2 separate regions of the Homo sapiens genome follow, and region 1 is linked to region 2. The links are chromatin loops, found by intact Hi-C in ENCODE. Cell type or tissue: adrenal gland. All regions are shown on one strand. Links, peaks and the distances in the headings refer to the core of each region. The heading gives the core; the rest is flanking DNA.

Evidence for each region. Hi-C counts contacts between places; a loop is a spot of excess contacts. Peaks named below come from ENCODE experiments on the same cell type or tissue, not always from the same donor. Only the 100,000 strongest peaks of a DNase experiment are listed, where the experiment ranks them.
Region 1: it touches region 2 in a loop (2.9-fold over the local background); 32 of 110 quality-filtered maps call a loop at or near these places.

Annotation. Positions count from the first base shown.
Region 1 is chr5:171,829,320-171,840,309 of GRCh38, forward strand. It overlaps LOC105377725 (a long non-coding RNA gene), which reads right to left and starts at 6,388. Exons shown (of 4, transcript XR_001742985.3): 1 at 3,451-6,388. It overlaps LOC107986476 (a long non-coding RNA gene), which reads right to left. Exons shown (of 3, transcript XR_007059052.1): 3 at 10,274-10,990. RefSeq lists a silencer at 5,786-6,080. In adrenal gland, for the core only: no CTCF peak of the experiment used is centred there; no DNase peak of the experiment used is centred there.
Region 2 is chr5:171,625,014-171,636,003 of GRCh38, forward strand. No RefSeq gene overlaps it. Among named protein-coding and RNA genes, the nearest start is that of SMIM23, 160 kb to the right of the region's middle. In adrenal gland, for the core only: a CTCF peak has its summit at 5,229; a DNase peak (open chromatin) is centred at 5,215; H3K27me3 peaks cover 1,024 bases.

The DNA of each region.
Region 1 (10,990 bases), core at 1,295-9,294, 200 kb after region 2:
GTAGATTTGTCGTGTTCTTTGCTGAACATTCTTAATATGTTTATGGAATTTTCAGCCTTATGAATCTTTTCTCTCTAAGGTAGAATTCAGAAAACTTATTTCTCTAGCCCCCTTTGCACCTAGCCGCTAGTCTATTCTAGGTGCCACCAACAAGATGTATTCATGTAGACTTTGAATATAATGTAAGAACATGGAAAAGGAGGCTCTTCTCAAAATCCAAGTTGCTAGAGAAGGTAGCACCAGAAACATCTGGTTGTGAGGGTGTTGGTAGTAGTTTAAAAGTGAAATTACTAGAACAGAAATAACATCAGTGCTGGCAGCAGTATTCATTGCACTGAAGTTGAGTTCCTGACAGCATTGTGAGATACAGAATTTAGTGCTTGGTAGTAGCAATGGCCACAGTTTTCTCAACAGATCAGTTCTCCAGCATTTTTAGGAATATTATTTCTGGAAACTTAGCCTTGAGCCTGATTCTTCTGCCTTTGCAACAATTCTACATTATTGCTATTCTTTCATTAAGCTCTTTTTCTGCTTATTAAGTCAGAGTCAGTTTCTATCATGCACAACTAAAAGTCTTCTCTGATTAAAAAAAATTTTTTAATTGGTACAAGGAGTAGGGTAATGAAAGTAACAGAACCTAAAATATGGCAGAAGAAGGATCTGATTATTACTGACAGAAGCTGATGAACATTCTTATGCAGTTGCAAACATTTGGTCAAAGTGCTGCCTGCTCTGCCTTAAGACATTATATCTATTAGGGATATGGAGTACAAAGAAATTATTGAAAATTCCAGAGTATTAATCCATGCTGGCCACTTCTTACTATTTTAACAGAGTCCTACAAGAGAGATGATTGCCAACAAGAGCTAGCCAGTCTTCTTCAAGCCAGTGGAAAAGATACAGCTTTGCTAAGGGAGGCACTATCTGACTACAACCTCTAATCTAAATTGACTGAGAATCCCATAATTTGAAGTCTGGTGGGTTGAAAAAGCTCAAGTAACAGCACAAACAACAGCCATAAAGCCACAGTGTTAGCAGGAAATTATATCAGTGCCAAAGCTGTTGTCTAGTACCTTCCCTTAAGAGTTTCCTGCCAAATAAAGAGGGAGCACCAACACACAAAGATCAAATTAAAGGAGATGTTTCTCCACCCAAGGTTGCTATTTTAAATTGCCCTGAAGAATCAGCCAATAAACCAAGGGCTAAAGGGCTGGATAGGGCACAGAGAGAGACAATGGGTTAAAAAAAAAAAACCATTTAGGCTTACCTACTCTGTCTAGATAAAATCTTTTGTGGTTACTTACATATGGAAGTCTCTGAAACCAAAGACTGGATCTCTATTACATTTTTGAGGAATGTATATTTCCAAACAATCTATGATAGCCTGTGACTGTTCAACTCTAAAAATAATCCTTGGGGATCAAACTTCTACCAAGAAGAAATGTGCAGTCCCCAGAAAAGACAGCAACCCCAATATCTTTCAGCTGTAGCTAAGGTAATAAGCAGGAAGTATCCTCCCACATCTTGTCCTGATGAGTGGACTGCACATTATTACTCAGAGATCCTGAGTTTCAAGATGGATGCAGTAACTGCCTTTGGACTTTGGACTGTACATAAAGTATATGTATAGAAATAAAAGCAAGTGGATGTTGGGTAACTAAAAGGGTGAACTATGGCAGACATTTTTAATCGGCCACCTAAAAGCCATTCATAACCTTCTTCCTTAATTTTCTTGGCAGCAAAGTTAAAATATTCACCTTCCCAGACACCTCTGCTGCCAAGGGTGGCCATATTACCCAGTTCTGGCCAATACAATCTAAGGAAAATTGCTGGACAAGGCTTCCAGGGAAGGTTTTTAAAAGAAATAGTTTCAGATGACATAAGTAAGGCAATTAACATTTTTCTTTCAAAAATAACAAAAATATTACATACAAAGTTGAAGACTCCTTCACCCTTCAACTCTAGTCTTTTACCCTCCCCTCATCTCCTGTTATCAGTTTAGTGTGCACCTTTCCAGACCTTTTCTCATGCATTTGAATACATACATACCTATACACACACACAGAGAGAGAGATAGAGAGAAAGAAGATATGTAATATTGTTGGGAGTTACCTAAATGGTATCATGCTAAGGGTATAACTCTGCAACTTGCTCTTCTTACTCAGTAACATGTTTTGGAGATATTTCCATACCATACTTGTAGATTGATATGGTTTGGCTCTATGTCCCACCCAAATCTCATCTTGTAGCTCCCATAATTCCCACATGTTGTGGGAGGGACCCAGTAAGAGATGACTGAATCATGGGGGCAGGTCTTTCCTGTGCTGTCCTCATGATAGCGAATGGGTCTCATGAGATCTGTTGGTTTTAACAACTGCAGTTTCTTTGCACAAGCTCTCTCTTTGCCTGCTGCCGTCTATGTAAGATGTGACGTGCTCCTCCTTGCCTTCCACCATGATTGTGAGGCCTCCCCAGCCATGTGGAACTGTAAGTTCAATAAACCTTTTTCTTTTGTAAATTGCCCAGTCTCAGGTATGTCTTTTTCAGCAGTGTGGAAATGAACTAATACATAGATCTTCCTCATTCTCTTTACCAGCTACATAGTTTCCCATAGTATGAATGCTCCACAATGTATTTTTTAAAAATAACTTTAACTTTTATGTTAGATTCAAAGGGTACATGAGTAGGTTTGTTACCTGGGTTTATTGTGTGATGCTGAGGTTTGGGGTGCAATTGATCCCATCACCCAGGTACTGAGCATAGTACCCAATAGTTAGTTTTTCAATCCTTTCCTTCTTTCCTCCCACTGTAGTAGTCCCTAGTGTCTACTGTTGACACCTTTATGTCCATGAGTCCCATTGTTTAACTCCACTTACAAGTGAGAACATGCAGTATTTGGTTTTCTGTTCCTGAGATAATTCACTTAGAATAATGGCCTCTAGCTGCATTCATGTTGCTGCAAAGGACATGATTTTGTTCTTTTTTATGGCTGCATAGCATTCCATGGTGCATATGTACTACATTTTCTTTATGCAATCCACCATTGATAGGTACCTAGGTTGATTCCATGTCTTTGCTATTGTGAATAGTGCTGTGATGAACATACAAGTGCATGTGTCTTTTTGGTAGAAAAATTTGCAAAATTTATTTAGCCATTTTTAAAACTGATGAGCACTTACACTCTGTCTCAGTGTTACTATGTATTATTTACTCTTGGAAACAGCGCTGCAATGAAAATTCTTGTATACAGTTCTTTGTGCACATGTGCAAGTATTTCTCTAAGGCAGATACTCAAAAATGTAATTTCTAGGTCATAGGCTATGCACATTTTTAATTTTTATGTCCTTTTAAAATTTTAATATGTCCTGCCAAATTTCCCTACAAGGTGGCAGTACAAATTTATAGCCTCTCTGCAGGGCGTGAGAATTCTCCACACTCTCACCAACTTACATTTTCTTTTCCAATCTGATGGGTAAGAAATGGCTTCTGGTTGTGTTCATTTGCAGTTTTCTGAGGAGCAGTGAGTTCAGCTTCGTTTATCAGACTCCTCTCTCAATCAGGTCTTTCCTGGAGCCTCAGCAGCTCAGTGGATTCTTATCAATGATCTGCATCATGTAAAGGGATGGACTTCGGAGTGGAAACAACAGAGTCTGGTCCTAATCTCTTTGCTGTAGTAACTCAGGGAAGTTAATGAGAGTGATGAGGAGATTAAAGGAGACAATGCATAGAAGGGATTTAGCCCAGTGCCTGATGCATCAAGAACACCCAATAAATGCTGGCTATCCTCACCAGCCTTATTATTATGATGATGATGACTATTATTATGACTACCATCTCCACTTCTCTCATGTGTGACAGATAGCTGCTGACATAATTTCCAGTGATCCCCACCCCATAGTATTCATGCCGTGTGTAATCCCATACCTTGAGTGGTGGGCTGGACCTAGTGTCTTGTTCCTAACAAACAGAATACACCAAAAGTGATGGAATATCACTTCCATGGTTAGCTTTAAAAAGACTGTGGATTCCATCTTGCTGACATGTTCCTATTGCTGTCTCCCTTCTTGTACACTTTGATGAAGCAAGCAGCCATGCTGGAGAGGCCCACATGGAAAGGAACTGAGGGAACCCTCCAGCCATCAGGAAATGAGGAGCTAAAGCTGGCAGCCTACCAGGAACTGAATCCCACCAACAACCATGTAAGTAAACTTGGAAGCAGATCTTCCCCAATCCAGCCTTCTGATGAGTATAGCCCAGATGAAGCCTTGTGTGCTGCCTGTGAGATACCCTGAAGCACAGGACCCAGCTAAATGATGTCCAGTTTTCACACCTACAGAAATTGTGAGATAATACATGTTGTTACTTCAAGGCACTAAGTGTTGGTGTGATTTGCTACACAGCAACAGCTTACTAATATATGATGTAAATTTCTTAAGGAAACAGGTTCCATTAACCATCTTTCTTAATCAGTAACATAAAATTCAGAATCACTCCCTAAAACCATGGCAATGGTGTATCTTTTACTGAAATAAACCTATTGAATACTTCCCAAAGACAAGATATTGTGAGTTATTTGGAAGAAAAGTGCTTCTGGGTATTTTAATAGCCCTAGCTTGATGTGTCACCTCATGTTTACAAAGGCAGAAGGCAAGGTAGTATGATTATAGGAGCAACGCTTGATGGTCAGACGGACTTGGCTTGGCTTTCAAGTTCAGCTCCTGGTGGCGTCACCTTGGGCTGTGTCACTTCTCCTCTCTGAGCCTCCAATTCCTCAACCACCCAGAGAGGTTAAAAAAGGAAAAGCTCCCCAACCACACATGGTTTTACTGTGGGAATGCAGAGATATATAACATCCAAGCACCTAACCCTCAGCAGGTACAGAAATACTACTCATTTTTTCCAAGACTTTTTTGACCTTGACATTTCTGCCCCTTCACAAACAGACAAAACACTGAAAAACATGTCACTGAAATGGAGAAGGAAAATGCCAGCTCTGTCGAGCTTGTATGAGAAGAAAAGGGAGGTCCAGGCTTTGCCACAGGATTAGGAATAAAAGCAGATGAAAGGTGGGACTCTATCCAGGAACAGGCCGTATTGAAAGGGAATTTTATCAAAATTGCAGTAAACAGTTGCCCTCTCTTCAGCCTTGGAAAGAAAAAAGAGAGAGAGAGATTGGAGTGTTACCTACAAGGGTGAGAGTTGATTTTTCTTTTAACTTTTCAGCTAATCTGTCACCTTCTATGTAATAAAGGGCTGAAAAATAAAAATCTATCCAGCTTTGGAGAGAACTTATCTGGGGTACTTTTACTACTTTTTTCCAAAAGAAATGCTGTGTCTAAAACCACAAACTTGCACCTGTTTCCCTTGACTTAAGGGCCCGAAAAGTGACGTTTTCAATTAGTAGATGCTTTTCTTTCCAAAACTGATCTTAAGACAAAGTTTTATAGCTAAAAAATTAATTTTCTTTCACTGCCCCAAAACCAAAAGATAAGACAAAAGAAGGAAAAGAAGAAAGAAAAAAGAAAGAAAGAAAGAAAGAAAGACCCTCTGTTTCTTCCCCCTTCTACTAAATTTTTCACTGTAAATGTTCAAGCTTTTCCTCTGCTAGGAGCACAAATCCTTTGAAATAGGAGTGAGAAACAGCCCAGGCCAATTCTGGCTGTGGCCCAGAGACAAGGCTCATCTGAGATGGCTCAGGAAGGGCTGGCAGTGATGGCTTGAGTTTCAGTTTGGCCAAAGCCCGCTTCTGTCTGCTCTCCTCCCTATCCAGAGGAGCAAATGCTGTCTAGACAGTCCAGCCCATAGATTATTTCCACTTCAGCTCCACTCCTTCACCTGCTCATGAGCGGCAAGAACTCATTGGTAAGAAGATCCTTGGATTCTCCGCATACAAGATGACCAGCAGGGAGAGGATGGGCGGGATGGGAAGGACCTATCTTTTGTGCTATGAAAAGCGGGCACAGACAATGAATGACTGTATGAGTCATTCCTACCCTCCAGGCCCTCTTTGAGTGAAGGCAGCTTTGAAAACCAATCGGGCAGGTGACTTTTTTAAAATGGGGAAATGGGACAGGCAGGCATGGTGGCTCACACCTGTAATCCCAGCACTTCGGGAGGCCGAGGAGGGCAGATCACCTGAGCCCAGGAGTTTGAGACCAGCCTGGCCAACATGGTGAAACCCCATCTCTACAAAAAAAAAAAAATTACAAAAATTAGCTGGGTGTGGTGGCGCACGCCTGTACTCCCAGGTACTCTGGAGGCTGAGGCAGGAGGATCACTTGAGCTCAGGACTTCAAGGCTGCAGCAAACCCTGACCATGACACTGCACTCCAGCCTGGGTGACAGAGTGAGACCCTGTCTCAAAAAAAAAAACAAAAAAAACAAATAGGGGGACAGGTTTAAGGAGTCGCAGTTGTATGTGCTCTTTTTCCTCTATTTTCCATCCAAACAATGTAATCAATCCAATCCAACAAGATTGACATTCTTACCCCAGAAGTGGAAGAGACAGAGTTCCTCCCCACCAGGCACCAGAGCAGGGCCCAGCGCTCTGAGTGGGGCGGCTAAGTTAGCAAATAAAAATACAGGCTATCCAGTTAAATTTGAATTTCAGATAAATAACTTTTTTCTACTAAAAAATTTTTTTCAATTATCTGAAAGTAGAATGTCACTGGGCATCCTGTATTTTATCCAGCAGCCCTGCCCATGGGGAGTTTGACTCTGGGAGGAGAGACCTGAAGCTACAGAGCGAGAGGTGACTCCCAGAGGCTTCCAGGCAGTCAACAGTCCAGGGAGCACAGCAAGACCCAGAGCCTGTAGTGCCCATGGTGGGAGTATATGTCCCACAGTGATGGTGCCAGTAGTGACATGTGAAAGGGACCATCACTGGGCAGGGTCTGCCTTCTGCCTCAGTTTCCCCCTTCCTGCCGAAAGGCCGTCTCCAGCTTTCCTCTTGATCCTGAGAGCTACCTGATAATCATCCATGAGATTCCTTCCATTATTATGCATTCTTCACTGCAGTTTTCCCAAGTGTATCCTCCTTCCCAGTTCCCAGGCCAGTCCCAGCACAGCGGTGAGGGTCAGAATCCCCACCTTGACCCAAATCCCTTAAAAAGGGCTGGCCACATCCCCAGGAGGCCAGTTCTCAGGAATACAGGCGGCAGCTCTGCTTGCTCTTGACCTTGGAGAACTCGGCCATGCTGTAGAAATCTTTCTACTTGGCCCTGGCCACCTTCCTCTCTGCTGTTCGTGGGCTCATGGGAGAGGGGCCATTTGTCAGGTGGATTTTAGTGCACCTCTGGGGCTGCTGTCCCAGTGCCCACTGCTTTTTATTTGCCTCCGAAGGCTGGTGCTGGCAGGGGCAGGAGTAGGCTTTGCACTCCATTTTTTCCCAATAAAGAGTCCCTCGAGTCCTCTTTCAGCTCAACTGAGAGTGGGTCGATGGAGCCACTTCCTAAAGAATCCTGAGGGGCACGGAGCAGGGGACACAGCACCTGCCAAATATGAGAGAAGGCGGTGGGGCCTGCCCTTGTGGCTCATTCCTAGAGGCCCCACCCCAGTCGGCCCAGGAACGCACCCTCTACCCGGTGACTCTGACCCTCCATCCCTCCTTCACTGTTTCCTGCATACCACGCTATTTAAAAAGAAGGGGCCTACACTGTGGCACACGTCTGTGGTCCCAGCTACTTGGGAGGCTGAAGCGGGAGGATTGTCTGGGCCCAGGAGTTGGGGGCTGTAGTCAGCCTTAATTGCCCACTGCACTCCAGCCTGGGAAAATAAAAAAAAAATAAAAATAAAAATTTTTAAAAAAGGGATTTGGAACAGTACAAATTCAGGTTTGAACCCTGGCTCTACCTCTCCCTGGCAGTAAGATCTCAATGGCTATACCTTGATGAACCTCAGCCTCCTCATCGTCAAATGGGGTAATAAATGAATCTAGTTCATGGGGCGTGGGTATGGGTGCAGTGAAATGACACAAGTGAGGTGCTTAAACAGTGCAGAGGGCACTCCTAGCCTTCCCTCATGCCCCCTCCTGCACCATAGGAGTCTTACTCTATCCCTGGAGATAGAGTTTGCTAAGTGTGCCAGAGACAGTGGTCTTGTCCTCCCCATCCTGACCAGAAACTCACATACAAGTGTGTCTACAGGATGCCACAGAGAGCAGCCTCAACCAGTGCTGGGTGACGGTGAATCATAATAACAATAAAAGCTGATCCCATTTATTTAGTGTCTTTATGTCCCAGGAACTGCAGAGGGGATAAATCAATAACAAAACCCCTTGCTTTCATGAAGTTTACATGTTTTATCTGTCAATCCTCACATTTGCCCTAGGAAATAAGTACCATTGGTGGGTTCATTTTACAGAGTAGGACACTGAGGCTCAGAGAGGGTGAGTGACTTGCCCAAGGCCACCCAGCTCAGTTAGTAAACTGGGATGCAAACCCAGGGACTCCAAAGCCTATCCCTTTATGACTGCTTGGTTTCACTTAAGCCTCAGGAGAAGGCTGTGAAGTTGGTTCCATTTTGCCAGTGATGAAGGAAAGAGGCTCAGTCAGGTGAAGTCACTTGCCCCAAGTCACCAGGTAGGTCAGGCACAGAGCTTTCAGTGAATGCCAGTGTGTCTGACTCCACAAGGCCATGGGCCCCTCATCTTACCACTAGAAGGGCCACCTCTCAGCATCCCTGGAGGAAGCCAGCAGAGCATGGAGCTGAGGGTCCCTCAAAACACTCTCATTGAAAGAGATCCCAATCCAACTCAGCGGCATTGAGAAAGGCAGCTGCACACCTTAGAGGAGCCTCCTCCTCCAGACATGGCCAGCTCCCGGGACCACCAGGGAGCCCGCCCAGGAGGGAGATGCTGACTTTTTCCAGCCACATTTCTAGTTCTCCCCGCTCCTTCCTTTTGGGAGGCCAATGGGCACCACGTGGACCACAGCCCCGCCCTGCTCAGCCCAGGCATGAAGCCTCAGGAAGCCCAGCCCATCGGAGTACTTGCTCAGTGGCTCCTGCCCGAGTCCATATCTGCTGGAAGAAAGCCGCCGCTCCCCCGAGCTCCCCTCTGGGCACCCCCTAACAGCACCTGCCAACCAATGAAGTGACGTCTGGAGCCCACTCTCCACAGCCCCTACTCAAAGCTTCCCAAAATGATTTTTCCCTTCTGGAAAGCTGTTTTTTGTTTGTTTGTTTGTTTGATTGATTGATTGACTGATTGATTTTGAGACAGGGTCTCACTCTGTCACCCAGGCTGGAGTACAGTGGCGCCATCTCGGCTCACTGCAACCATCGCCTCCTGGGTTCAAGCAATCCTCCCACCTCAGCCTCCCAAGTAGCTGGGATTGCAGACACACAGCGACTCTCCTGGCTAATTTTTGTATTTTCTGTAGAGACGGGGTTTCACCACGTTGCGCAGGCTGGTCTCAAACTCCTGGATTCAAGCTATCCACCCGCCCCAGCCTCCCAACATGCTGGGATTACAGGCGTGAGCCACTGCGCCTGGCCTAGAAAGCTCTTTTTCTTTTTTTTTTAACCCAAACTACATTTTTAATTTTCCCCTGCCAGCACCCCAGCCTACTGCACACATTAGAAACATTGGTAGGAATAGTAGTTTCTCCAGCCCTGTCCTACATGGCTTCAGAGCTAAGGTGGGAATTCCTGCTTAATGGAAGAGGCTAGTGCAAACTTGGCTCAATTTTTACCATATTTGCTACCTCTAGCTATTAGAATTAGACATACCTGGGTGTACATACAAGCACTGTCCTTGCACATGGTGATTAAATTAGGGGTGGGCTATTTTAATAATTTGTTAACTAGTTCTCCTGTGTATTACTCAGGAATTTTAACTGTAAGTGACAGAAATCCAACTCAACTAGGTTCAAGAGGGGAAAAAAAAGGAGAGGTGGGATTTAGGTACTTATTGGATCATGAAACTCAAGAGTCCTGGATAGTATTAGTTTCAACTTCAGGCACAGCTGGATCCAGGAGCTCAAACAAAGTCAAGCCTCAGTCTCTTACCCCATCTCTGTGTTTTTTTCTGTGTTAGCTTCTGTTATGCGCTGAATTGTGCTCCTCCCACCTCCAGTATGTTGAAATCCTAACCCCGGGTACTTCAGATGTAACTATATTTTCTGACAGGGTCTTTAAAGAGGTAATTAAGGTTAAGTGAGGTCATTAGGTGGACCTTAATCCATTATGAGTTGTGTATGGCCGGGGCACAGTGGCTCACGTCTGTAATCCCAGCACTTTGGGAGGCCAAGGCAGGCGGATCACAGGGTCAGGAGTTCCAGACCAGCCTGGCCAATAAGGTGAAAGCCAGTCCCTACTAAAAATACAAAAATTAGCTGGGCATGGTGGCTTGTGCCTGTAGTCCCAGCTACTCGGGGGGCTGAGGCAGGAGAATCACTTGAACCAGGAGGTGAAGGTTGCAGTGAGCCGAGATCAGGTCACTGCACTCCAGCCTGGGGACAGAGTGAGAGACTCCATCCCAAAAGAAAAAAAAAAAAAAAGGAGAAGAAGAAAAGGAGGAGATTGGGACACAGACACACACACATACAGAGGGAAGACCATGTAAAGACACCAGAAGAAGACAGCCACCCATCTACAAGCCGAAGAGAAGCCTCAGAAGAAATCAACCCTGCTGACACTTTGATCTTGGACTTAGCCTCCAGAATTGTGGGGAAATAAATTTCTGTTGTTTAAGCTCCCCAGTCTGTGATACTTTGCTATGGCTGCCCAAGGAAACTAATGCAACTTTGTTGTCAAGCAACCTGTCTTCACATGGTGACAGCATGGCCCCTGCAGCTCCTGGTGGAGATACCCAGCTCAGCAACCTCAGGAGACAGTCTCTTTTCTGCAACAAGTCTAACAAAAATCTCAGAACTGAGTCTCATCGGTCGGCCTCTGGTCACATGCACCCTCCTGAGCCAGTCCCTGCAGCCAGGGGGATGGAAGAGGCTGATTGGCCAGACCTGAGTCATGTGCCACCCCTCAAGCAGTC
Region 2 (10,990 bases), core at 1,385-9,384:
AGTTTGTAACTCATTTTACAGATTGGGAAACCAAGATTCAGAGAGACAAATGACTTGCCCAAGAACATCCTACGTGGAAATGGGGGAGGCAGCTTTCTGCCTGGCCTGGCTCCAGAGCCTAGGTCCTCCCAAGCCCACCCCAGAGGAATGAACTGAACAAGCTTCTGGTAGCTTCATCTCCCCATCTGGTCACCAGGAATAATAATGGGATGTCCTGCTGGGAGGCAGAGCCTCTGCAAAGGTACCCAGAGGGGAACCCTGTAGACGTGGCAGGGACCTGGAACACTTCTGCTGCCTCCCTTCCACCCTCATCACCTGCTTCCCCCAACAACACCCCCGCCCCACCCCCCACAGATATTCCCTACCCCCTCCCCCACCACATCCACTATCCGGAACCTGGAGAAAGGGAGAGCTGGGGAAATGGGGGTAGTGATGTCCATCAAGTTGTTCCTCCAGACTGTGGTGCCCCTTCTTTGTGGTTCCATTCTGACCTTTGGCCTCTGGATAGGGACCCTCCTGCCGGCCCCTACCAGTGTCAAAAACCACCAGGAGAAGCTTCCAGGATGGAGAAAAGAGAAGGACCTGTCTCTCTGGCTGTCCCTCAGTAAGCAGCAGAAGAGAAATAGCTGGACCCTGATGTTCCATAAACACAAGCCGGTGGCGAGCCCAGTGAGGAAGGCTGTGGGAGAGGAAGCGGGAGCAGAGAGGGCAACACCCCACAATCTGGATATGGCAACCCTTAGTTACACGCGAGACGGCTCTGAGAGGTGAGGCAGTGCCACGGATGAGCTGCATAGCAGGAACCCAGAGCCAGCTTGGGCTGACTTTGGACACGAGGCTAAGCCCAGGACCTGGGAATGAGGAAGCGGCTGAGAATGAGCCTCCAATGGGGCTTGTGGTCATTGCCAACAGTGTGGTCCTGAGGACCCCAGCTGAGAGGAGGTGCCCCCAAAGGGCTGTCATGAGACAGACACCGCAACTGTCCCTGGGAAGGGAGGGTCTGTGGCTGTCCTACTTGTTCCCTGTCTTGGGGGAGAGAATTGGGGGTGTCCCTGGATGAGCGGAGAGCCCCTCCGGAAGCAGAGGCACCATCGGGACAGAGGAAAATCTAAGAAGCTCTGGCACAGTTCCTGCTTCCACTACCTTCACCTTTCTTCTTCTTCTTAGAAAATATCAATGTGGAGACAGCTTTATTGTTTTAGAGCAGTAATACATTCTCCTTTTTTTTTGTAATGTCAAAATACAGGTAGGCAAAAAAAGAGACAATAAAAATGCCCAGAGAAGGTCACTGTCCCTCAGGCTCACTTGGTGTATATATACCTTGTGGAACGGCGATTGCTTCTCCCCTGCTTAACACATTGTGAGCACGTTTCCGTGTATACACACCTCTATCGTGATTTTAAATGCGTCCATAACATTCCAAGGATCATCACAGTTTTTTAAACCAATGCCCTAGTGTTGAGCATTTAGGTTGTTTCCAGTATCTCACGGTGAGACGTCTTTCTACTCCTGAGACTCCCTCCCGAGCAGTGGTGTTGCTGTGTTAAAGAGCATGAGCATTTTGTAAGTCTTTGGTGGCCAAAGTGTGCCCTGGGAAGATCTGTCACTCTACCACCCCAGAAAGTATCCAGAGTGCTGTTCCTTCTCACTGTGTTCAAAGCTGGATATGAGTGATCACTTTTTAATCTTCGGTGACCCGATAAGTGAAAAGAAAATCTTGTTTCCACGTGAATGTCTTTGACTACTGCCTCTGCTTTCTTCATTCATTTATTCAACAAAAATGTATTGAGTGCTTATCTTGTGCCAGGCATCCTCTATTGCAGGAAGGGTGGTGGTGCATATTTTAAGCAGAAAATCAAACAATCTCTCCATTACGATTGCAGTCAGTGTTATGAGGAATGGTGGCCTGGGGGAGATGGGCTAGTGGGAGCTTTGGCCTCTTCCACAATCTCTATCAGATTTGATTTTCCTTGCTATGGAAAATGGACCCTTCTCAATGTCATATAAAATTCTCTGTAAATGCAGCTGCATTTCACCCTCGCCCCTACCCCTCTAACCAGATATTCTTCTAAGCACTTCCAACAAAGATATTTCCAGCAACCTTGTTAAGAAGAGCAAGTGCAAGGGGCTATTTCTCTGGCAAGAAAGTCTAGACTATTATCCAAGGCCTGTTTGGGGTGCATTTTCTTCAAAAAGCCTCTGGTTTTCACCAAGACAAACCCCTCTCTCTTTATCACACACTGAAAATCTCTTTAAAAGACTCAATAAACGGAGTAATAGAATCAAGGGTGAATTGTCTTCTCCCCTCCAGTGTAGGTGGACAGAATAAATTCTCTGCATCCCCAGGAGCTCCAGGCCTGGGATGTGGTCCATGAGAAGTAAGTAAGGTGGGTGCTCTTACATACCTATTGTTTTCAACATCTTTTTCAACTGGGAGAATCTTTTTTTTTTTGAGACAGAGTCTCACTTTGTTGTCAGGCTGGAGTGCAGTGGCACAATCTCGGCTCACTGCACACTCCGCCTCCCAGGTTCAAGTGATTCTTCTGCCTCAACCTCCCAAGTAGCTGGGACTAAGAGGCGCATGCCACCACCCAGCTAATTTGTTGTATTTTAAGTAGAGACAGCGTTTTACCATGTCGGCCAGGATGGTCTCAATCTCTTGACCTTGTGATCTACCCGCCTCGGCCTCCCAAAGTGCTGGGATTACAGGTGTGAGCCACCATGCCCGGCCTCAACTGGGAGAATCTTTTCATGATAACTGAGGTTCACAGAACACTTTCTGGGTGCTTGCTTGAATTCACAGATAAGACAATGAATGGCTCAGAAGGGTTGGAGGCCAGCCCAAGGTCACATAAGCAGGAAGGGGGCTAGATGTGAATCCAACTCCCCTGGACCCTGGGGCAGGACCCATGCTCTTGCATTACAGTGAAGTTCCAACTCTGTGCCTCCTTCCTTCCTCTTTGGAACTAAACCCCTGGGAGTCCCTGGCCTTTTGGATTCTGAAGCTTCTAAGGAAGGGATTTTGCCAGAGGTGCCCTGGCCTGGCACTTGTTGGTACCCTCAATTGCAAACTGAGTCCAGAAGCCTGGCAGCCAGAGTGTCTGTCCAGATAGGCATCTGGGCAGTGCCCACAGATGGCCCCAGTGTGATGGGCAATGCGTTAGGCATACTTTCCTTGCTGACTGATGTCATGAGCTCATTAGAGCAACGGGGTTTATAGTACAAGGCAACTATCCAGACAATAAATTAAGCTGCACAATTTAGCACTTAATTATCCTCTCTCTCATCTACTTCACTCTTGTTCCCGGGTGTCTGTCTGGGCCCTCCAGCTAGATGGTAAGATCTTCCCTCTGCCTCACGCCCCACAGTCAATCCATCATGCAGCCCCGTTGGGGCCATCTCGGGAACATCTCTCAAATACTTTCCCTTTTCCACATCCCCACAGCCTTGACCGCAGCCAGCTCTCACTCTCTCTCCCCACTGGATTATTGCCACCCTGGTCTCTCCCGCTTCAATTCCCCTCTCTGCTCCGCCCAAGTTACACAAGCATGGCTTCCCTTGGTCTGAAATCCAAAGTCCCAAAGGTCTTGGCATCCAAAGCCCTTCATGCCCAGGGTGTCTTGCCTGCCTTACCAGCCTCCTCTTCCCAAACCCCCATGTTGGCTGCCCTCCCGCGCAGAATACTAGCTTGAAGATCTTCCCTTATTAGGATCAAAGCCAGCCTCCAGGCTATTTCAATACACGAACTTCTGTATACTCAGTTTCCTCCACGTGGAATATCCCCCTCCCCACACTGACAGCCCTGCCACTCAATTTGCAAACTCATTCTCATCCCAGCAGCCTGCTCTGGAATCTCCTCCTTCAGGAAGTCTAGGGGTATTTACTTGGCAAGCCCTACAGCTGAATCTCTTCATTTCCCATCCCCTCAAAGCCCACCCCAGAGGACGCGCTTCCACAGGGATGCCCCAGATAATAAGATCAACAGGACTGTCTATCTGTGGAGGGCATGGATGGCTACAAAGCACTCTCCCACCCTTGCACTTTGGAGTCCTTATTGTTAAATCCTCAGAATCAAACCACCAAGGATCCCTTTTACAAATCCTTTTATAGATGAGGAAACTGAGGTTCAGATTACAGAGCCAGGTCCCCCTGCCCAACCCTGCCTACGTCTAAAGAGCAGGGACAGTGTTCTAGGGCTCAGGGAGAACAGGCAAGAGGACCCCATGGGGGCACCATGATGGGGGGACGACCATGGAGGACAGGGATGGGGGACAGTCTGAAGCAGGGCTGTCTTTTAATCCAAAGGAGGCTTGGCTGGTCAAATCACAGCACCTCCACCAGGCGTTCCCTTCTGCTCCTCCATTTTGCAGGTGGGTGAATGGAGGCTCAGAGAGAGGGAGGGAGGAGCAGAGGACAAGGTCACAGAGAAATAGGGACCAAGTTAGAGTCAGGTGTCCTGGCTCCCGGTCCAGCTGACCCAGTGGGCTGCAGGTCAGGGAAATCACGTGGTCGCTCCTTCTCTCTGTCCTCCCTTCCCCGAGGGCTTCCTCCATTTCCTGCGTGCCTCCTGGCAGCCAGGCCTCACCCTTGTTTTTAAAGACACAGAGGGCCCCTGTCTGATTTCCTCATTGTGCCTGGCACATAGTGGGTGCTGGGTAAACACTTTTTTTGAGTGGCTTAATTACTGAGTAAGTGAATGAGCACTGGAATTGTAAGATTCCCAGAAGGACCTAAAGCCCTTTATGGGCACAGGTCACAACCATCCTATGAGATCAGTGTCATCACACCCATCTTACAGATGAGGGCGCTGAGGCTCACGGAGGGAACAGAATTCAACCAAAGCTCTATGGTTAGAAAGCAGTTCTCAGCCATCCTAGGAAATAAAACATTACACATGCTATATATATTTTAAAGCAAGGATGTTTTCCTTCTGGTGTCGAAACAGGAAAAGCTCCCTGAGAAGCCCATTGTAAATATCATCGCTTCTTCTCAGGCCTCTGTCAGCTTATGTTATTTTATTTATCAACATTCAGTAGCGTGTGGATTCAAGAACACGTCCTCGAGTGGAACGCCAAAGAAGATGCCTGCTCTAGGGGCCAGAGCGCGCTCCGAGCAGGAAGCCCGGGGCGGGCCGTCATCCAGGCGCAGGGCTGGGTGGGCGTGGGCAGCCCTTCCCAGCGCCTCTGTCTGGGTGGAGCGGCAGGTTGGAGTTGCAGCGGCGTCTCCCTCATTTCCATAAGGGGGAGCCTGTGCGCAGGAGATCCCGTCCCAGCCCGCGCAGCCTCGCCATCCTGGGACCCGCTCCGTCAGGAGTGGCCATTCGGGTGGCACCAGCAGATGTCTACCCTCGAGGGGAGCCACAAGGTTCTGTGCAAACTCTGCCTTCCTCCGTTTATCCTCGTGTCCCCAAGGAAAATGAAGGGGACCACCCAAGGCCCCGTGTAGAAAGAACGTAGCTTTGGGGACAGACGGGACTGGGGCCCCCCTGGCTCCATCCAGGACTAGCTGCATGACCTTCAGCTGGTTACCTCCCCTAGTCCTCAGTTTATCTGTAAAACGGAGCAATACCAATTTTAGAAAGTAATGCAGAGCAGCGACAGACAGTGTCTGGGGCACAGTAAATTCTTTAAAATAAAAGAAATATTAATTACCCTGGTGATTGTTGTCTGGATTATTCATGCAAGTCCTAATTGCCACCCCAACCTTCACAGAAATTTCTGCTCATCCAGGTCCCTGGCTGAGCCTTCAGGGTGATTTACTCAGGGGCTGTGGCCTCCCTGGGCCCAGATGTAGACAAACCCAGCAGAAAGGCATTTTGAGCTTGTGGTTGCAAATATAAAACCAGGTGCTTCTCTTAACAGAAATGATGACAGAGCAAAAGTACCAAAGACTATTTGAGAGAGAGAGACAGAGAGCGCTCATAGCTGAATTCCTACCCAGATTCAGCAACCAGTTTCTCTTTTTTTTTTTACACATCCCCACCCCTAGTCCACACACGTGTTTTGGGACTGTAATATACCAGGTGCTGTTTTATTCCTGACGTGCTGTGGCCTTTGGTCTGAATCACTCCATCTCCTTTTGTTTGGTTCCTGCCAGAAAGCAAAGCACATATTTCACTGTCCCTTCCCCTGGGAGAACTTCTTTGCTGGCCTCCCTTTGCACACCTTCATGGAGCTGCGTTCGGGATAGAACGATGGCATGGCCACACAATCTGCTGCCCTTCGGCCACTTTCTTACACTTTTCTTTTTTTTCCCCAACATAGAAATAGCATATTCTCCCTGATTACTAAAGTAATACATGTGCATCATAAAACATTGGGCAGTTCAAAAGACGAAAGTCACCCAGAGATAACCACCGCTAACATTGTGTCTTATCCTATCAGACTTTCGTGTGTCTGGTGCACACACAAACCTAGTTACAACAAGGAAATCTTACAGGATATGCTGTCGTGTATTCCGATTTTCTTTGTCTGCCTATGTGGTTTTCTTGATCATTCTAAATGGCTCAGAATCATTTCATTGTACGGCAATGTACAATAAAATGTATATACACCAACATGGTGAAACCCTGGCTCTACTAAAAATGCAATATTTAGCTGGACATGGTGGTGTGCACCTGTAGTCCCAGCTACTTGGGAGGCTGAGGCACAAGAATCACTTGAACCGGAGAGGCAGAGGTTGCAGCGAGCCGAGATTGTGCCACTACACTCTAGCTTGGATGACACAGTGAGACCCCATCTCAAAATAAATAAATAAATAAAATATAATGTATACACAATAAAATGTATATGTAAAGTGACTGACAGCATAGTTCATTTAACCAAAATCTCGTATTTTTGGACATTTAGGTTGTTTCCTTTTTCTTTTCTGTTCTTTTTGTTTTTTAAGCCTTTAGTTTGGAAATAAATATAAATTCATAGGAAGCTGCAAAGATAATACAGACAATTCCTATGTACCCTTCATCTGGTTTTTCCCGATGGTGGCATCTTACATAACTCTAGTACAATGTCAAAGTCAGGATATTGACGTGAGTGCAGTCTGTGTGTATAGTTCTAGGTCATTTTATCCCATGTTGATGATCTGTGTAACCACCACCACAATCAAGACACAGAACTATTCCATCATCATCATGATTTCCCTCGGGATACCCTGGAGGATCACACCCGCTCATCTCTCCTCTTCTTCCTAACCACTGGCAATCGCCAGCCTGTTCTCTAGCTCTATACTCTTGTCATTTTGAGAAATATATTATATATATATATGTGTATATATATATATATAAAACGTTATGTATGTATGTATATTGATTTGATTTTTCGTGTGTGGCATGTGTGTAGGAGGTGAACGAGAGGAGAGTGGGAAGGGCAAAGTTTTCTCTGAATCATCCAAACTTGCCCAGCCTAGTGGCTGTTCAGCACTTGAAGTATGGCTACTTCAAATGGAGATGTGCTGTAAGTATAAAATGCACACTGGATTTGAAATCCTTAAAAAAATTAGAAAGAAAGAAAACTCATTTGTCATGTTTTGTATCGACTATACACTAAATTTATAATATGTGGATATATATTAAGTTAAGCAAAATATATAATAAAATTATTTTTACCAGTTTCTCTTTACTTTTCTAATGTAGCTACTGGAAAATTAAAACTTATGTATGTGGCTTGCACTTGCGGTTCACACTGTGTTTCAGTTGGGCAGCAAGGGCCCAAACCCTCCCTCCCACAGCCCTTTAGGATCCACGGTGGGCAGGGACAGTGTGGTGGCCAGAGCCAAGGCCTCAGCTCTCAGCCACCGCAAGACAGTCAGCTGGTCCCTGTGGTTCTGGTCTCAACAGCCAGTACACAACCACAGACCCCACAGTGTGGTGGAAAAGAGCTTGAGGTCAGAGAGACCTTGGTTTCAATCCTAGCTCCTTTAGAGTGTTCTTGGATTTGAACTTTTATCCCCTTCCATTTCCTTATTCCTAAAATGGGGGAACTCACCCCATAACATTTATGGAGACTTTTTTTTATTCAACCAATTGTTACTGAACCTACTACATGCTTTCGCAGCCTAGAAGGAGGCTCACGTGGCGCTCCAGCGCTCATTGGACCCTCTTTGCTGCCTCCAGAGACACTCTCTCGCCCAGGCAGGAGTGCAGTGGTGCAATCTCAGCTCACTGCAACCTCGGCCTCCGGGTTCAAGCAATTCTCCTGCCTCAGTCTCCTGAGTAGCTGGGATTACAGGCACCTGCCATCATGCCTGACTAATTTTTGTATTTTTGGTAGAGATGGGGTTTCATCATGTTGGTCAGGCAGGTCTCAAACTCCTGACCTCAAGTGATCTGGCCACCTCAGCCTCCCAAAGTGCCGGGATTACAGGTGTGAGCCACTGCACCAGGCCCTGCTCAGCACTTCTTATGAGCCCACTGGCTGCCTGTGCTGAGATTCACCTCCGCCATTCCTTTATGACTTTAGCTAAGCCAGTCCCTTCTCTGTTTCTCAATTTTCTCATCTATGGAATGGGGATGATAACATGACCCACCTCACAGGGTGGCTGTGAGGGTTAAATAAGATACATGGAAACATAATTCCTGGACTTTTGTAGGTGCGCAAACTGGTAGCCTCTGCTATTATTGTTATTATTAGTAGTAGTGTTATTTTCTTTGTTTTAGAATCCCAGTGATTTCAAGGGCACTCCCAGGAGAGACGACCTAGGAACACAGAGGAAAGATCTGGAAGGATTTGTCAGTCTGCATGTGATGAGATGAGACCTTGGGCCTTTGAGGAGTTTATGAAAAATTCTATTGTTCAAGTGACAAATATGTCCTGGACATCGTGTGGCTCGTGTCAAGAAGGGCCTCCTGCTCTTGGTCATGCTAAGAAGATGGGCTCTGTCTTCTCTAACTGAAAAGGGTTACTGCTGCTGGCTGCCAACCCAGGCTCCATCCTCCTGTTTCAGATGCTGTCGATGCCCCGCCCATTGCCTCACCTCCATCTGCAAACACCTGCAATTCTCTGCCTCAGGGATTTTTTCTATCTGTGGAAACTTGCTAGGTCTGAACTCAGGGCAACGTTAAAGTGCTGGTTAATGTACTGGAAGGAAGTATCCCTGAACTCAGGATAAACAGGGTGCTGTGGAGAAATACCTTAGCTTCCTGGCCCTAGTTCGGGTTACCTCCGAGGTGTGTTCCACATCATCTCCCAGGTTTCTCAGTGGCCTCAGCTGCAGTTACCCACAGTAGCAACTGGCCTGATGAAAGCTGTCTTTCCTCCTCTGTCCCACTTCCTCATTCTCCTGCTGGTGTTTCCAAATAAGGAAGTTCAAGTGTAAGTTCTGCTTCTAGAAGAACCCAACAAAGATACTCTTTTTCTTCTTTTTTGCATAAGTTATTCCCCCTACTACAGAGCCATATGCTTTGGAAGAGGTTGACCCTTCTCCAATTCCAGGCTATCCCTTGTACCTTGACAAATAATCACGTCAGGAATCATCAGATAACTTAAGTCTATCTAAGCAGAGGCAAGAGCATACCTGCTGCTAGACATAGTCTTCTCCCCTCTACCAGTGAGCTACTGGAAAAGGTACTTGGTCCTCTTCTGGACATTGCTATACTTGGATGTGATGCCTGGGACTTCTGGTGCCATCTTGTTTGGATTTTTGGAATGAAGCCATCATTGCAGATGACAGAGCAGAGAGATGGAGAAACTCTGATGACAGCATTGAACTATGGGTCCAACCCACCCTGAAGCCACTGTGCCTCTGAAACTCTTACATGAGATCATAAATTTTAAGGAAATTTAAAGCCACCCTTGAATTTGAGACCAGGTTTTTATTACTTGTGTCTTTCTACTAACAAAAGCATCTTAACTGCTACCCCATGTATCTTTTCAGTTTGTCTTCATACAGCTCAGAGAGCTTGCAATTATTATTGACATCCCGAATTTGCAGATGGGGGTTGGATACAGATGAAAGCCCTCTCTAGGTGTGGGAGGTCTCTTTGTGGGTCCATGCAATAACTAATCTCTTGAGAAACTGCAGGTATTATTACAAATGGAAGGTCAAGTTCATGGGTGCTGTGGCAATTTCCTTTATAAAGTAAAAAACCCTTCCACAAAGTGACAGTCCATTTTCTAGTTTAGAAGTGAAATAATTATTGAAGGTGCAGCATATGTACTGCTATTGTCCCTATTTCATAGCTGAGAACACTGAGGCTCAGAGAGGGCCAGTCACTTGCCCAAGGTCACACAGCTCAGTGGGTAGAACTGCCGGACCTTCAGCCCTGGGTCTGACCCCAGTGCTTTTACCTCCATTCCAACCGGCTCCCATGGCATCTGCCTTGGGCTTAAACAAAAGTTGTGAAAGTACTTTGTAGACAGTGAGGATGCTCACTTCTCAGTTACCTGGCTCTGCCCTCACCCTCAACCTAAATTTAGCAGGGGCCAGCAAGCAGACCTCAGTCCCCACCTCCACCCCAGTTTCTTTCCTTTCAGAGCCCAAATCCCTCATAGCTGTTTCCCAGAATGCTTGCTTCCTGTGTGTCCTCCCCCTATTAAAAAATCTCCTGTTGATTGAAAGATAAAACCTTTCTTTTCAGCTGGTTGCTTGTAACGTACTGTTTTCTATTGCTGGCTGGGCTCCTTCAATTAGTTAAGAGTGCATGAGCAGCAAGAAAGGGGAAAGGAAAACCCGTCATTGCCTGTCAGTAACAAACATGGCTACTAGGGCGTTTTCCCAGAAGGAAACTGGAGGGAACTTTCTTATCAGTCCAGTATTGTATATGTGCAATTTTTGAAGATAATACTTTTGAGCTGTTCAAATACTGTTCTTTGGGCTGGTGACTTTTGATACCAGTAGACCCAAGCGAGAGAGCCTTAGCTTTCTGAAGCACTTCCCTCTGCAAAGTAGTCTAATTTGGACAGGCTGTGCTGCTCGCTGGCAAGCACTGGACCCATCATCCCAGTGCCACAGTGTCATGGCTTTTCTTTCTGGGAGTCTAGAAGGATGTTTTCCT